2 separate regions of the Homo sapiens genome follow, and region 2 is linked to region 1. The links are chromatin loops, found by intact Hi-C in ENCODE. Cell type or tissue: endothelial cell of umbilical vein. All regions are shown on one strand.

Region 1 (8,000 bases):
ATAAACATCACTAATCACTTTTTATAACTTTAAAGACAATTATTCCATACTTAAAACCAATTCAAAACAAAAGAAATTCTGGTTAATTCTTATTCTCTGGAGTACTAATAAAAATGTATTTTCTACTGATTTTGTATCCAAGGACTAAATTTTAAATGCAAAATTATTAAAAGTACAAAATATACAAAAGGTTAAAGTACAAAGTACAAAATGATTAAAAGAGAAAAGGATGAAATCATACCACATACCTATTAATCATAAGAAAGCTGGAGTACCTATATTAATATCAGAGTATACTTCAAGATAAGTATTTCTGGCCAGGCGCGGTGGCTCATGCCTGTAATCCCAGCACTTTGGGAAGCTGAGGCAGGTGGATCACTTGAGGTCAGGAGTTCAAGACTATCCTGGCCAACATGGTGAAACCCTGTCTTTACTAAAAATACAAAAATTAGCCAAGAATAGTGGTGTGTGCCTGTAGTCCCAGCTCCTCGGGAGGCTGAGGCCAGAGAATTGCTTGAACCCGGAGACAGAGGTTTCAGTGAGCCGAGATTGTACCACTGCACTCCTGCCTGGGTGACAGAGCAAGACTCCATCTCAAAAAAAAAAAAAAAAAAAAAAAAAGTCAAGTATTGCCATGAATTGAAAAGAACATTTCATAATAATCAGGAGTCAATTAATCAAGAAACACTAACAATCCTAAATGTAAATAAACCTAATAATATCATGGATCTAATAAAACTTCAAAATGCACAAAGCAAAAACTAAAGAAATAAAGGAAGAAATAGACAAATCCACAATTACATTTGGAGATGCTACCTCTTATCTTTCTAGAATTGATAGAAAAACTGTCCAAAAAATCAATAATTATATTAAAGATATCAGTTGAACAATTGAACCTAGTTAACAAATGTCAGTAGTACACTACACCCAACAATGGCACAATGCATATTCTGTTCAGTAGTACATGGAGTATTCACCTACAGAAATTATATGCTGGGCCACAAGAAGTTTCAGGAATTTGGAAATATTGTAATCATACAGTGTATGTTTTATGACTAAAAAGATCAAATGAGCAATCAATAGCAAAAAGATATCTAGGAGTTTCTAAGCCTTTAGGATAATGCCATTCACTTGATTCCAAGTCTCCATACACACTATCCCCGGAAACATCAAATCACCAAATAGTGCAAATAAAACCACACAAGACTAAGAGATTAAAAAAATACCATGAATTTCAATAACCTATAAGTACACTAAAAAAAAAAATCCAACAGAGCTCTCATTACTAACTGCAAACTTTTGAGTGGACAGAGTGGGAAAAAGAACTGAAATGAAACCAAAAAATACTGTCCCATAAAGAGAAAAAGAGAAAGTCTAACACTAAATGGTAAAAACTGAACAAAGGTTTGGGACTTGGTCATTCACAACACTGTCTTTGGAAAAGGGGTTATAAAGTGATCACGATTAGAAGTGACAGTCTCAAAGAATCATTGCTTCTTGGGAAAATCAGATTAATAGTGAAAAGGTGGTACCTCTTGGAGATAGGGCAGTGCAAGGAAGTAGAAAATCTTCCCTTCCCAGCACCAGTATCATACATTAAATGCACTGCATTTCACTAAACTGACAGAAAAAGGGCTCCTGTCCTAGGACTCTGTCCACAGTGCACAGAAATAGGAAAAAAAAAATTTCATGCATAACTACTAAACATAGGAAACAGAAAATATGACCCAAAAGAATCAGCTGATGACAATTCTTCCCTAAATACAATAGTTACATAGAAGAAATGGTAATATAACAATTTGTACTAAATTATATATCCTTAAGTATTTTGGGATATAAAAAATAATTTGGAATCATAAATTCTAAAATTAAAAACAAAAAGGGACAAAGGAGAGTAGAACATAAAATTGAATAGACCACATTTAAGATAAAAATAGAATAAAACAAAATAATATTAGAAATAAAGATGAAATTATAAAGGGATAACAGATTCAAATTTAAATAGTAATGAGTATTGAATAAAAAAAGGGAAGACATCCAAGAAAACAAAACTGATATTTTTTTCTAAACAGAGAAAAAAAAATTCAGAAAGTGGTTGCAGTGTAATTCAGGTAAAGAAGAGCCAACTTAAATGTTACTGAAGAAGGAAGGAAGGAAGGAAGGAAGGAAGGAAGGAAGGAAGGAAGGAAGGAAGGAAGGAAATATTAAAAACCATAAACAAAAAAAACTTTCCAGAAATAAAAGAAAAAGTGAATCTACACATTGAAAAGTTATAGCAGATACCTAGGAAAAGGCCTAACAATAAGCATTGTATTTATTTGTAGATCTAAGACCAAAACAAGGATGAGGCTCTGAATAATGTCATATGTGAGTATGGTTTGTTCTCACAAAACAGAAAGAATGCAACTAAAAAAATATTGGCTTTCTCACTTGTATATTTATTAGATGTGAGTCAAAATACATCATTTAAAACTGACAGATCTTACAGCAAATGGTAAAAAATATAAGTAAAAAGTTAACCACTGGAACAAAAGTTCCAAATCCTAAGAATTGAAAAGAAAATTTTAAATGGCAAAGAAGACACAACAAATAATACACAATATACACAGAAGTTATATTATAACAAAAGTTGAAAATACATCAGTTGAAGTAATAAATGTGAAATTATTTAATTCATTTAATAAGAAAAATATTTTCAAGTTGGCTCATAAAGCAAAATCCAACCCTGTGCTGAATACATGATACTGTTAAGGTTCTATATATTTAAAGCAACTGTTGAAAAGACAAAGCTAAAACTAAATTCAAACAAACAATTAAATTCAACTGAACTCTATTTCAATTGAATAACAATCACATTTGAGAAAACTAATTTAAGGAAGTTTTGAACACAATATTTTGACTTTTACATTCAAAATATTCATAGTACTTTGACATTATACATACAAAAAAGACTTCAGGTCTGTTTGCAATTGTACCCAACCCCAACTCTGGGGTGTACAATTGCAAACAGACCTGAAATCTTTTTTGTAAGTTTAATATGTGAGAGTGTGTGTGTGTGTGTGTGTGTGTGTGTGTGTGTGTGTTGTCCTGGTTGTGACAATTCTAAAACTACTTCATGTGCTTTGTTTTACAATGTTGATATTGTGGGGGCGGTGGGTGGGTGGCTCTTTTACTGAGGAAGAAAGGAATATTATTTGGCAATAAAAAGGTTAATGCATGTCACGTAACACAGATGAGCATCAGATTCCATTTATATGGAATTCTGAAACAGGCAACATTAATACATGACGAAAGAAACCAGAACAGTGGTTTACTTGGGGGAGCTGGGGCAGAGGTGGTGATGGGGAGTAGGACCTTGTAATTTAAGTATAATCACAATCAGCTTTATTTATAATAATCACTTCATCACAAGGAAGCTTTTCTCAGTATCAATGCATAAATATATATAAAAACACAGTTAGCAAACTTCCAGTCTTTTCCTTCCCAGCCAGTGTGAAATTGCTTATAAAATTTCTGTTGACTTTTGCCATTTATTTACACCTACTGGCAGAATGTCCACCATGGCCAACTTGACTCTGACCATTCCTAAAGTAAAGACTGATCTAAAGGATCTGGAATAAGGTCTACCTGATATTCAAAAAGAGAAGCACAAGCCATCTGCCCTGAGTGATAAGCGGCATGACTTTTTCTTATTATGCAGCACTGTTATACTGTGCAAGAGTGTCCCATACAATGCAATTTACACAGCTGTACTGCTCTCACTGAGAAGATGCCCTTTAAAACAATGCTGTATTTTTGCTCGAAATTTTACATACTTTAAGATAAAGAATGGACTGGAAAGTAATTTCTACTAAAGAAAACTTCTATAAGAAAACATACGGTTTTTAAAAATCTATGAGACTGCATTTCAAAGTATCTTTTATTATTGGCAACTAAAAATTACTTTCTCCAATAATGGCAATCTGCAAAACAAACTGCTGTATTTTCACAGTGTCCAATCTGTTGTTTCTCTACAACTAATAACTTCTTGAATAAAAGTGCCCAGACTTTTTCCTAAAATTCAGATTTTGACACTATAATCTACATTATATTTATATAATCATCTGAATTCCAGTACCTTAATTACAATAAAACATGCACTTTTTAAAAAACATTTTGTGCTTAAAATTTCTTATTGACACAATCAACCCTTTTGTCTATTTTTAATAGTAATAATAAAATTTCCCAGTAGGTAAAAGAAACATACAAATTATGTAAAATTTATTCTAATTGTTGATTATCAATATTTGATTCTCAGAATAGTAGCAGTTTTAACACTTTTACTACAATCACAAGTGCTAGTTCATGTCAGAATAAGTAGACTAAACCTTTATCTGTGTATCTCTCAAGCACGTAAGTTAATGTCAAAAAAACAAAGATAAGATATAATACTAAGCATTTCAATTCTGTGTGGATATTTGTATATTACACAAGCTTTTACATGTCAGTGTATTTCAATCCTTTCCAACAAACTAAACAAACTAAATTTTGATATCTGGTCTTTTTTTATTTTTATTTTATTTTTTTTTAACTCCAAGCTACTGTATATTCTTTCAAATCTCTGTAAATATTCTGTATTTCTAGGTTTTTGGTCCTATTATTTTAGCAATATATAATGACATAATTCTGTATTTAAGACAATGATTTCTTCCAATGTGATTTTTTTTCCCCATATGGATAATATTCTGAAGGGCCATAATATAGCATGCCTGCCAGGGCAGGTTGAGGGGAGGAAGGAAGCATGGTTATAAACAGCACCACTGGCATATATCCACTAGGTGTCAGTCATGCAGTTAGCATCAATTTACATTCTTAATCCTGATGGTCATAAACACAAATTCTATTAAAGCTACCCCTGATTCAGTATGAACATACCACAGAGACTCCTAGAATTTTATGCAATGTGGAATAAAGTCTTGTGACTAGAAGAGCTACTGTTTTGCACTAGTGAGGACTTCAGTCATCAATGAAATGCAGGCTTTTCCGAAGTGCCATTGTTAGTTGAGGACAACTGTGTTGGGGGCAGTTGTGATGACTCTAATCAGTTTAGATTGATATGGTATCTAAATGAGAGAATGATAGGGTATCATTTCAGAGAGTTCTCTTGAAAGATTTAGCTTATGGAAACAGGGAAGCACAATGCAGAATATTTCTTATATATTTAACATTTAGAATATTTCAAAGAATACCCCCTCCCCAAATGCTGATTATATTGAGAATAAAATAGTCTTGGGGAAATTGACTTAAGAACACAAGACATCTTGGGTTGTTGCTACCAAAATCAAAAATTAGTTCTATTCTTTCAGACACCTGATGTATTCTTCTCAGTAAAACAATGTGTGAGTTTTATAGGAGAGGTTCTTAAGGATTCTTTTAGAAAAGTGTCATATAAGGTGCTTACTGTTTCTGGGAAGGCAGTATAATGACTGTCTACTCAGTTATCAGATTGTCTCAATCCAGTTCAAAGTGTTAATTGTCACCGTGGACTATGTTTGAACTCCTTGCTGTATGACTAATCCCAAGCATTAGTCACCATAATCCCAAGCATTCCACACAATTTCCAAATAAATATGGGAGGCAAAATAGAAATAAGGTTCATAAAGATCTTTAGGAAAGGCTTGGTTCCTTCAACAGTAAAATTAACGAACCAAATTAAGTGGTCTCAGATTTTCTTTCCAGCTCTGCTGTTTTGTGATTCTATGATGCAACATGTTGTTTTCCTTAAAACAATGGAAACTTTTTATGATGAGTAGTTGTAACATGTTAGTTGTTCTTAAAGATAGAAAAATGTAAATATGTGTTATCAATTACATTACTCCTCAACCCTGATCCCTGCTTTTGTGGTCTAAAAGTTTATCATTTTTCTCCCTTCTCACACCCAGTGCAAGTCAAGGATTTCTCTTCCAGAGTTATCTTTATGTTGCTTCTATTCCCATTTCTCATTTCCAATCCCAACTCATCATCCACTCCCTAGCCCTGCACTCCCACTTAAAACGAGATCGTCTTTGAAGAAATATTAATTTGGAGATTTAGTGAGATCCTACCCTACTTAAAGTCTGCTGCAGATAAAGTCACAGTCAGGCAAGGAACTATAGTTACAGGATGTTTCCAAGGCATGAGGAGCAGCATATAATACTCTCAGTACTTTTGACACCATTGTGATGATGAGATTTCATAACTGAGAATCAGATAAGCATACAATCTATATCATGCTTGTTGAGAAGATCAAAAAAGTGGAACTTGGAATTCTAAGATGTGCAGATACAACACCTGTCCTCAGAGTATCATCCAGTTTCTATGCATCCTTTTTATAAAACCTTGCATTAATTCAGCTTCTCAACAAATATTTATTGGCCAACTCTATGCCAAGCACTGTGCTGAGCCTTGGAAATGAAGCTGTGAAACAGGCAAAGGCTATCTGTTGTCAAAGGATTTAAAGTCTAGTAGAGAATAGTGATGAATTAAAGCACATAAGGTTCTAATGGGAAATAAAAATCACTGGGTTATTCTTACATAATACAGCACTAGTATGGTTACCAGTATAAATAAAACATAATGCTGTACAGAGCAGACATGTAGATTCTCCCAAGCAATGTGTCCTAAATTGCAGGATGATTTCCATGTAAATTGCAGAGCTATAGTTCCAGGGAGTCTTAGATGCATGAACTGAGACAGTTCTAAAGAATCCCTTCATTCAGTTACTACTTTAGAATTCTGGAAGCCTGTATGAACCTAAGAAATACATTGCTCAGAGATCAGATTCTAGCCCACTGTTTTCATTAATTTTATTTTTATTTCCTCAAAAACCTTATCAAAGTGTGATGCCTTTGAAATGAAAAGCTATTCCCTCCTTCCTTTATACTTTTGATGTTAGGCTCCCTCGGAAAGACTTTAAGTAGAAAACCCTTGGAAGGCCTCAAAGCCAATCCTGCTGTCACTTTGCACAACTTATAAAGGACAAACTAGCTAATAGACTACTAGAAAGGAGAAGTTTATTAAACCAAGCAATTAGCTCTTTACTTTAAAGGGATTTGATGAGACTAAATGAAGTAAAATATAAGAGGTAACTTAAGTTTTTTTGAAAGGGAAGACAAAGTGTTCAGGGCTATAGGAATAAAGGTACAAAGATTTAATGAATATTTGTCCGGTGCTTTACACTTTATAAGTGGTTTTCACTTACTTTATTGGCTCCTCACAATAGCTGTTAAATAAGCAGGGCAGATACAGAGCTTTCTGTGGTCCCTGAATATGGGTCATCAAAGTAACAATGAAACACATACCTTGCAAGTTTATATAAACCTCGCTGAGTGGTGAGGGGCGGAATGCTGTTGGGGCTGGCCAGCAAGATCTCACTACAGCACAGCGTTAGCAACCATGCACAGGCTGACAAGAATAAGGAGAGAGGAACTGCTGGGCGAGCATGACTCCCAGAAGACAGATGGAGGGGCTATTAGACACAATTAAGCCAAGTCTCAGAGAGGCTAAAATGAGGTATTTAAGACTGTATAGTCTGATGACACACCACTCATTAGTCACCCAGTTTAGTAACAGTCCTTCTAATATGCCATATTTTCTCTTAAACAGTTGTTAAAGCAAGGGACAGGGTGGTTGGTCTTCCTGGGTTGAAGGCTTACTATATGCAAGATGAATTTGAGGTACTGGGCGTACATTACCTCTGTAGTAAAGGTGTGTGGATATTAACTTTTCTTAAAATTTAAATTATATTTTCAGTGTCCTAAAGAAAAAATTCTACCATCAGCTCTCCTGGAAAGCGAGAAATTGGGTTATAAAGCAAATGTTCTACTCCTTATCCCAATTTACCTTCCATAGTCTTAAAGCCAAAACCTCAGGTACTGGTCATATCCTGGCATGAAAAATAATTAGATTGCACTTACATAAAGGAGGTTATGAACTGAGCCTTTTCAGACTCCAAAATGTTCTAGACAAAAGCAAACAAGCTA
Region 2 (8,000 bases), 390 kb after region 1:
GCTCTCATGTATTAAAAGAAAAGCTATTTACAACTGATTTGTTGCTAAATAAAATCTTGGATGAACACTTTTAATTACTAAAAAGGTAAGGTTACAATAAACACAGGAAATATAAATGAATAAAGTGTGCACAGAGTCATGCTGCTTTCAGGACTATAAATAGCACCTCCATCTCTGCTACTATTATTAGCAAGTATGAACAAAAGAAGATGTCCAGAAATAGAAAGGGGAAGAGCATCTCCATGAGCCTTGTATTCCATGGCATAGGAAATGTTTCTAGCAAGCCCGTGAATTTAGAGGGTTAATTGATTTTTAGAAAGGACATTTCCATGCTGTCAATTTGCCAAGGAAATTCTTTTACCAGCATGTTTGTAAAATTGGCAGGCTGATGTTTCCTCTAGGTGACACAAGATGTGATGAAGAATTTTATCTTTACTTCCTTACGAAAATCAGCGTTGATTGCTTGCCTTTTTGTTAACTTATTTGGTTACTATTAGTTTGCATCTACAGAGGATCAGTTAACATAGTTGAAACTGGAAGAACTAGTGCATCGTGAACAGCCCTGAACCAAAAGTCAGGTTTCAGTTTCACCTGAGCCACTAATGTGCTCTATGACTTTGGTCAAAGCATTTACATACATATATATATATATATATATATATATTCCCCTTTATATATATATATATATATATATTCCCCTTTATATATATATATATATTCCCCTTTATATATATATATATATTCCCCTTTATATATATATGCGCACACATACTGCTGTCCCTTGATATCTGTGGGGGATTGGTTTCAGGACCTTCCACAGATATTAACATCTGAGAATGTTCAAGTCTCTGGTATAAAAATGGCACAGTATTTACATATAACCTCCCATGTACTTTAAATCATCTTAAAATTATAATACCTAAGAGAGTATAAGTAGTTGTTACACTGTATTGTTTAGGGAATAATGACAAAAAAGTCTGTACATGTTTAGTACAGACACAATTTGTTTTCCCCAAATACTTTTGATCCATGGTTGAATCCACGGATGTAGAAGATACAGAATCACAGATACGTAGGCCCCACTGAAACACACACACACACACCACACACACACACATATGCACACACATCTTCTCTGAGCCACAGTTTCTTGATTAATTAATATAGCAAACATATATGGAGCGCCTCAATATGCCAGGCACATTGCTAAGCAGCAGGGATACGAAGTCGGTTAAGATACCCAGTCCTTGCTTACTAGCCTCGCACTGCTGGGAGACAGACTTTTGAACCTGTAATTAGAATGGGCAATGGGTGTATAACAGAGACGATAGCTGTTATAAGAACACAGGGCAGAGCTTTTCTGTCTGTGGAGGGGGCACCAGGGAAAACTTTGCAGAGATGGTGCCATTTGAATCAACTCAATCTTAAAGAATTCCTCTTGAATTTTTCTTCAAGACTGATTTGGATGAAAATGGCTATACTTGGTCCTCGTGAGGAATCAATGACATAATAAAAGTATGCTAAAAAGCATAAAAAACAATATAAATAGTCTATTAGTAATGAAATGATTCATGGGCATGAATATTACAGATCTAGTTCTAATTTTTGATTGCCTGTTTATTAATGTTTTTTTCTTTTTGATAATGAATTATGAGTGCAGTTATTTGAGAACTGATTGTAAGACTGTAGTTAAAAGTGGGAGAGGCCAGGCACAGTGGCTCACACCTGAAATCCTAGCACTTTGGGAGGCTGAGGTGGGAGGATTCAAGACCAACATAGCAAGACCCTGTCTTTAATCTAAAAGAAAAGAAAAAAAAAAGAAAAAAAAACAAGAAAGAGAGAAAGAAAGAAGAAAAAGGGCCGGGTGCGGTGGGTCACGTCTGTAATCCCAGCACTTTGGGAGGCCGAGGCGGGCAGATCACAAGGTCAGGAGATCGAGACCATCCTTGCTAACACAGTGAAACTCCGTCTCTACTAAAAATACAAAAAATTAGCCAGGTTTGGTGGCGGGTGCCTGTAGTCCCAGCTACTCGGGAAGCTGAGGCAGGAGAATGGCGGGAACCCAGGAGGTGGAGCCTGCAGTGAGCCGAGATCACACCACTGCACTCCAGTCTGGGCGACAGGGCGAGAGTCCATCTCAAAAAAAAAAAAAAAAAAAACACGAGAGAAACACAAATCTCAAACACTTTAATTTTTTTTTTTTAAATCACTATGGACTGGAATTAAAAAAAAAACTTCTCCAAATATGGATATATTTTCCCATAAGTAGTCATGATAGACTGAATGATTATTTTTTAAATAGTTACATTTTTAGGGGTTTACACGTGAAATTATGAAGATATGGAATTTAGTAATAATTCTTTTTAAAAACATGTATTACTTATTTATAAACTATATGTGTATTCTGGTGAAAGATTGTCCTCTAGGAAAAATAAGTCTTAGAATTATTTCTCTCCAGTAGGAATTTATTATTGTCCTATCTTCAGCCAGACAGCTCTGTGGTAATTTCATTTGGTGATCTCTTTAATAAATATTTTTTGGAGTGCCTATTTTGTGTGATGCCAAATGAAGTAAACAGTGTTTTATGTAATATGTTCCAATATATATTTTTTAGAATGAACCATTTACCAAGTATACATAAGTCAGACATTGACTGCATATCCCACTGAACATTTCCATTAATATAAGTGGAAAAAGGAAAGCCGCTTTGCAAAAAAAGGAGGCTTTTTTGCTTCAGCAATATGCAAATTAATTTGAAGCATGCCAGTAGTTTTAATATAGGTTGATTCAGAATTACCATTGTGAATAACATTCACTTCTATTACTGCTTTTGTTAAAACTAAGCGCCAAAAAAGGAAGCCTCTTTGCTTCAGCAATATGCAAATTAATTTGGAGCATGCAAATAGTTGCAGCATGCAAGTAGTTTAGAATTAGACTTTCATTAAAACTAAGTGCCACACAGAGAAGAGGTGTAAAACAGAGTAGTAATCTGTTGCGTGCACTTGAAGGGTTCTTGAAAGACGTGCATAAACCGTTACCGTTGTAGCACAAGTTGAGCAGCAAAAGCCAAAGTCGCACATCTGTGTCTTGTCGCCACCTCTCCACTTATCCACTCATGCTGGCTTTTCTCCCAGCAGCTCTTTGCCCTCCTCCTTTTAACACTGTGGGCTGAGGTGAGGATGTTCTAGTCAAGAGTCTTTACGAGCCTTATATCGCCAGGCTTTCAGAAAATGTGAAGCATGGTAGTGTGAATTTAGAAAAAATAAAAGTGTGTATAAAAGCTCTTCTGTTTTCTTTTCTTTTTTTTTTGTTAAGAAACAATAGTGTTTATTTATCATGTTTTGCTTAGAATTCCTTTGGTATTCTGTTCTCTTGATTTTAACAAGAAGCTAAACTCAATAACATCTTTTAAAAACAAAACAATTTTCGGTTGAGGGTGGGTGAGGAAGTTATATGAAGATTGAGTGGGAACCTCAACCCAAGGACATAATAGACAAGAAACAGTTTTTTTCCTCCCCTTTCTTCAGAAGTAGTCTTCCGCATGGTTTAATGTGCTAACATAACCCCGGTTCCAATATTTCAAAAGATACAGAACTTCCCAGCATGATGATAAAGTTTTCCTGTGTTCCAATAATAAAACCTCAACGTACCAGTGATTTCCAGTTCCTTTGTGGCTCAGCAACTTGTGAAGACCAACTAAGTCCTAAGTACCCAGCCTGCAGTATCAGTGTGGGAGTCGGAAACAGATGTTCACGGGACAATGCCATTTGTTGTCACTGTCGATACTATGTGGCAACTTTCCCAAATGAAATTGTTTGTGGATGGAAAAGAATGTAAGCAGTGATTCATGCCCAGGAATTTTTTTTTTTTTTTGTCTGCAGGCTAACCGTATCTTATTTGTTTTAAATCGCAGAGCATTAGTGGATTAAAAATTTTAGGTTAACTTACTATTATAGTATCTTTTTCATTTTTTGTCCTGTACTTCTAAAAGGAGTGACTAATTTAGGTAGCTTACTGAGAATAGTAAATACCTTACTTGATTTGAGAATTCAAAAGCAGCTGACATCTTTTCAGATTTAGTGTTTTAACTATTGAGTAGGTACAGAGTTGCCATTTAAATGAACAGCATGACTTGCTTAGCATTTTTGTTAATAATTTGGAGGTTTGGAGAATTCAAAATAAACATTAAGTAGAAACATATTTTTTGGTAATAGGTGGCATTGCATGATCTTGGTTTGAGATTTTCATAAATATTACAAAGGAACTTCCACTAACTCACTCACTGTTAGAGATAATAGATTAATTTGTATAAATTAAATATTAATTATAGAGAAGTTTAAAATGTACTTAAAATGAATTTGATACAACAAAGCTACTTAAAAGTTAGGTAGACCATGTCATGTGACATGTATACAAACTATCCTTTTTCAAGAAAAAACCTAACAAGCGTTTAAGGCATAATATCTACTACTTTAGTGCCGTTTTTATAAAACATAAATTTTAATCTACAAATGAAAGTCTTTTAAACATTTATTCATACCAACAGATGCCTAAGGCCAGAATTATAAAATGTTTTATGTTGTTTTAAAAACATATGTATTTCTCATAATTAGGTTTCGGCATCACAGAAAAATTATTTTAAGGGTCATACAACAAAATCTGACTTTTAAACAACAGCCAAAGGAAAGATTGGTATCACATGTAGAGGAAGAGGTCCTTAATTAAGAAGCAAATTCCGGAGTTTCAGTAACTCATTTTCACTAGCTAATGTTTAATAAATTGTATTAGGTTAGTGCAAAATTAATTGCGGTTTTTGCCATTAAAACCACAATTAGGTTGGGCTGGGTGGCTCAAGCCTGTAATCCCAGCACATTGGGAGGCCAAGGCAGGTGGATCACCTAAGGTCAGGAGTTCAAGACCAGCCTGGCCAACATAGTGAAACCTCGTCTCTGCTAAAAATACAAAAATTAGCCAGGCATGGTGGTGGGTGCCTGTAATCCCAGCTACTCGGGAGGCTGAGGCAGGAGAATCGCTTGAACCTGGGAGGCGGAGGTTGCAGTGAGCCAAGATAGTGCTACTGCACTCCAGCCTGGGTGACAGAGCAAGACTTGGTCTCAAACAGAAACAAAAACAAACAAACTGGCAATTAATTTTGCATCAACTTAGTAGTTGTGTGGTTCCGTCTTCCTCGGACTTCTTTTTCTCATTTGCAAGATGGTACGTCAGTCTGGATGACCTTTAGGGCTCTCGCAGTTTTTGATTCTAGTTTAGGGCTTTGACTTCTGTTCTCTAGCAGTCACTGTTAACATTATTTGAGTATCTGATGATAGCTTGTACTAATTTTCCCAGAAAAATGCATAAAACAGAAATTTTGCATGCAATCCCAGGGCTTCATGGACTCATTGAAGCCTAGTGATAGTCCCAGGTAAAGAAGCTAGTTAAAGAAAGTTAGTATCCTCACGTTTCTGTGAAGATTCAAGCAAGCATTTCAAATTGCTCCAAACGTGGGCATCAGAACTTTCTGATTATTAAACAAAGTTGATTGTTTTTATTTTCTAACATATCTACGTTAGAAATTTGGCATTGATACCAGCACACTTGGAGAAGGCAAAAACACATGAGTTGGTCCACTAAAGACTTCAATAGCACTTGGAAAGAGATACTCGTGTGTGTTATGTATGGCATGTCAAGGGAAGTTACCTACATCCCAGCTACCTTGCTTTAGAACAGGAAAGGAATGAACTAAGGTGCACTTGCCTGTCTCAACCAGTGAATCAAGACTGATTGTTTGTAGTTATTTTAATTTATGAAAAATTCAAAATTTAATGCTACAGAAAAGACAATGGGCCTAGGGAGGACTATGTTAAAGTCTTGTTCATTTTCTAGACCCAACAGAGAATACTTGAATGCACAGAACAACTGAGGAAAATCATACTTTAAGTAACAAATACAAACTAGAAATTAATTCTTTCATAATTAAGACTATTTCAACTATTAATTTTCTTCCAATATACCCCTCTACTTTTTTTAGCCATTTATGGGTCATTCTACATTTTCTTAAGTTCTAATATGATCTGGAGAATGTCTTGGACTTCTTTAAAGTAACTTCATGCATGTGCTCTCATTAGATCCTTTATTTACTACCTTACTTTAATGTTATACATAATACATAATAAACATGTGAAATTCATTTTAATGAATAGTGTAAGCCTCAAAAAATTTACTTAACCACTTCTTTGACCTAGCAAATTTATAAGCGATAGTAAAACTTTCCTTTTACCTTTACAATAATAGCTTTTAAGTACTCAGGCTGACAAATTCTTCATGGACTCACTTTTATGTTTTTCAATTTCTATTAATTTCTCTGTATTAAAGTTGAATTAGATGGATTTATGTTGCCTATTCCTGGCATTCATAGCAACTATAAGGCATGATCAAGAAAACAGAAATTCTAATCCTCATGTTACAGAAATGGCCCCAATTCTACTTGACAGAAATGATTTCAATTAGGGAGTCTCTGGGCTACCTTTTCTGTTTCACCAGAACAAATGTTATTGATATAAGGGGAAATCCTTGGATACCATATAACCTGCTCACTCTATGGAGCAGAGTTACTTAGAGTGCTCCGAATCCCATCTTTGATCTCTGGCGATATTTTTCTCTGTTATGTCACTGAGGTCACCTGGCTCATGTGTGACAAACTGCCTGCATAAGTCACAGTGCCAGTGGCAGAGATTTGTAACCATGCCCCTGGTCCATTGCCTTTGAATTATTTCACAGGCCCGCTGCTTTACATTTACACTCTGTCGGAAGATGAACAGGGGAAGGGAGTAAAATCAAGGGCAGGGTCTCATCCTGAAGGACAAGGGGAAACAGGTGGAAGGTTAATGGCCCTGGAGCGATTCCACAAGCCTCTCAGGCTTGATATATGGGCCTGGGGCCTAAAACGGGCATTGGCTTTCAAAGATATATTATTTCATTTGAGGAGAGACATTCTGGAGTTCCTGCATTTGTCTGCTGATAGATGATCCTCTGTCCACAATTGGTTATGGCGTGTGAGTTTTCCTTGGGCCTGCTCCCATACATAAAAATTTTGCTGAGCTCTCCAACCTTTTGCATGCCTTTAGGAATGGGACCGGTGCAAGCCCACTGGCAGGCTGTTGGATTTTTTTGCTGCTATTTTAGTAGTTCCTTTTGAACCGTGAGGCAAGTGGGGAATGAAAGACACTTCTGTTCATTCATACATGACTTGATAAGGGTGGCCTTGTTATAAAAAAAAAAAATGGTGAAAGGGATGTTAGGAATCAAACATATGTGTCATTTTGGGAAGACAGGCTCAGTCCAAAATTTAGTCATTTGGGTTTCAAAAAGTTGCTTACATAAAAGCTAGATACTATCAAATAGCTTTTGACTTTATTACTGTTTTGCACTCCCCAGGCTTTTAGCAAATGGCTTACTCTATTTTTCTTTATTATTTCCAAAAAGTTTGAGGTGATTTGGAGAAAGAAGGAGAACAGACAGTTGGAAAAAGGTGCTTTACACAGAGATCCATGATTAATTTGCCTAACAAGAACCATCAGGCAATGCTACCAAGAAATATGTCTAATGGCTCAAATGTTACAATCAAATAGAACTGGTCACTAGATTAATGGAACCAGTCACCCGAATTAACCTTGTGTGGCCTCTCAAAGTTGTACTATAGAGTCTAAGACTGCAAAAATCATTTGCCTCAGCCTCTTAATGTTCATAGACTTAATATTCATGAAAATATTTGGATTCTAATATGCTTTGATTTATAGTATTTTGAAATTTAATTATTAACTCTGGTTTGAGATATATATATATAAAATCTTTGATTTTATAGTTCCTGGTAATTGTGATACTAGCTTTGTCAGAGAGAGAATGCTTATTTTATGGCAAGCATTAAGGAAAAATGAGCTCTGTAAACTCACTATCTAAACAAAAGGCGATTTTTCTTTCCAGCTCTTTTGTGTTCCATT

What was found. A loop is a pair of places that touch in the nucleus more often than their neighbours do. Peaks named below come from ENCODE experiments on the same cell type or tissue, not always from the same donor. Only the 100,000 strongest peaks of a DNase experiment are listed, where the experiment ranks them.
Region 2: it touches region 1 in a loop (11-fold over the local background); 3 of 110 quality-filtered maps call a loop at or near these places.

Annotation. Positions count from the first base shown.
Region 1 is chr1:199,680,041-199,688,040 of GRCh38, forward strand. No RefSeq gene overlaps it. Among named protein-coding and RNA genes, the nearest start is that of NR5A2, 340 kb to the right of the region's middle. In endothelial cell of umbilical vein, a CTCF peak has its summit at 4,806 (motif pointing right); DNase peaks (open chromatin) are centred at 4,831, 5,511 and 7,471; H3K27ac peaks cover 2,403 bases.
Region 2 is chr1:200,072,598-200,080,597 of GRCh38, forward strand. The region is part of intron 5 of NR5A2 (nuclear receptor subfamily 5 group A member 2); the gene reads left to right. Among named protein-coding and RNA genes, the nearest start is that of NR5A2, 49 kb to the left of the region's middle. RefSeq lists an enhancer at 1-492. In endothelial cell of umbilical vein, no CTCF peak of the experiment used is centred here; DNase peaks (open chromatin) are centred at 294 and 3,744; H3K27ac peaks cover 3,467 bases.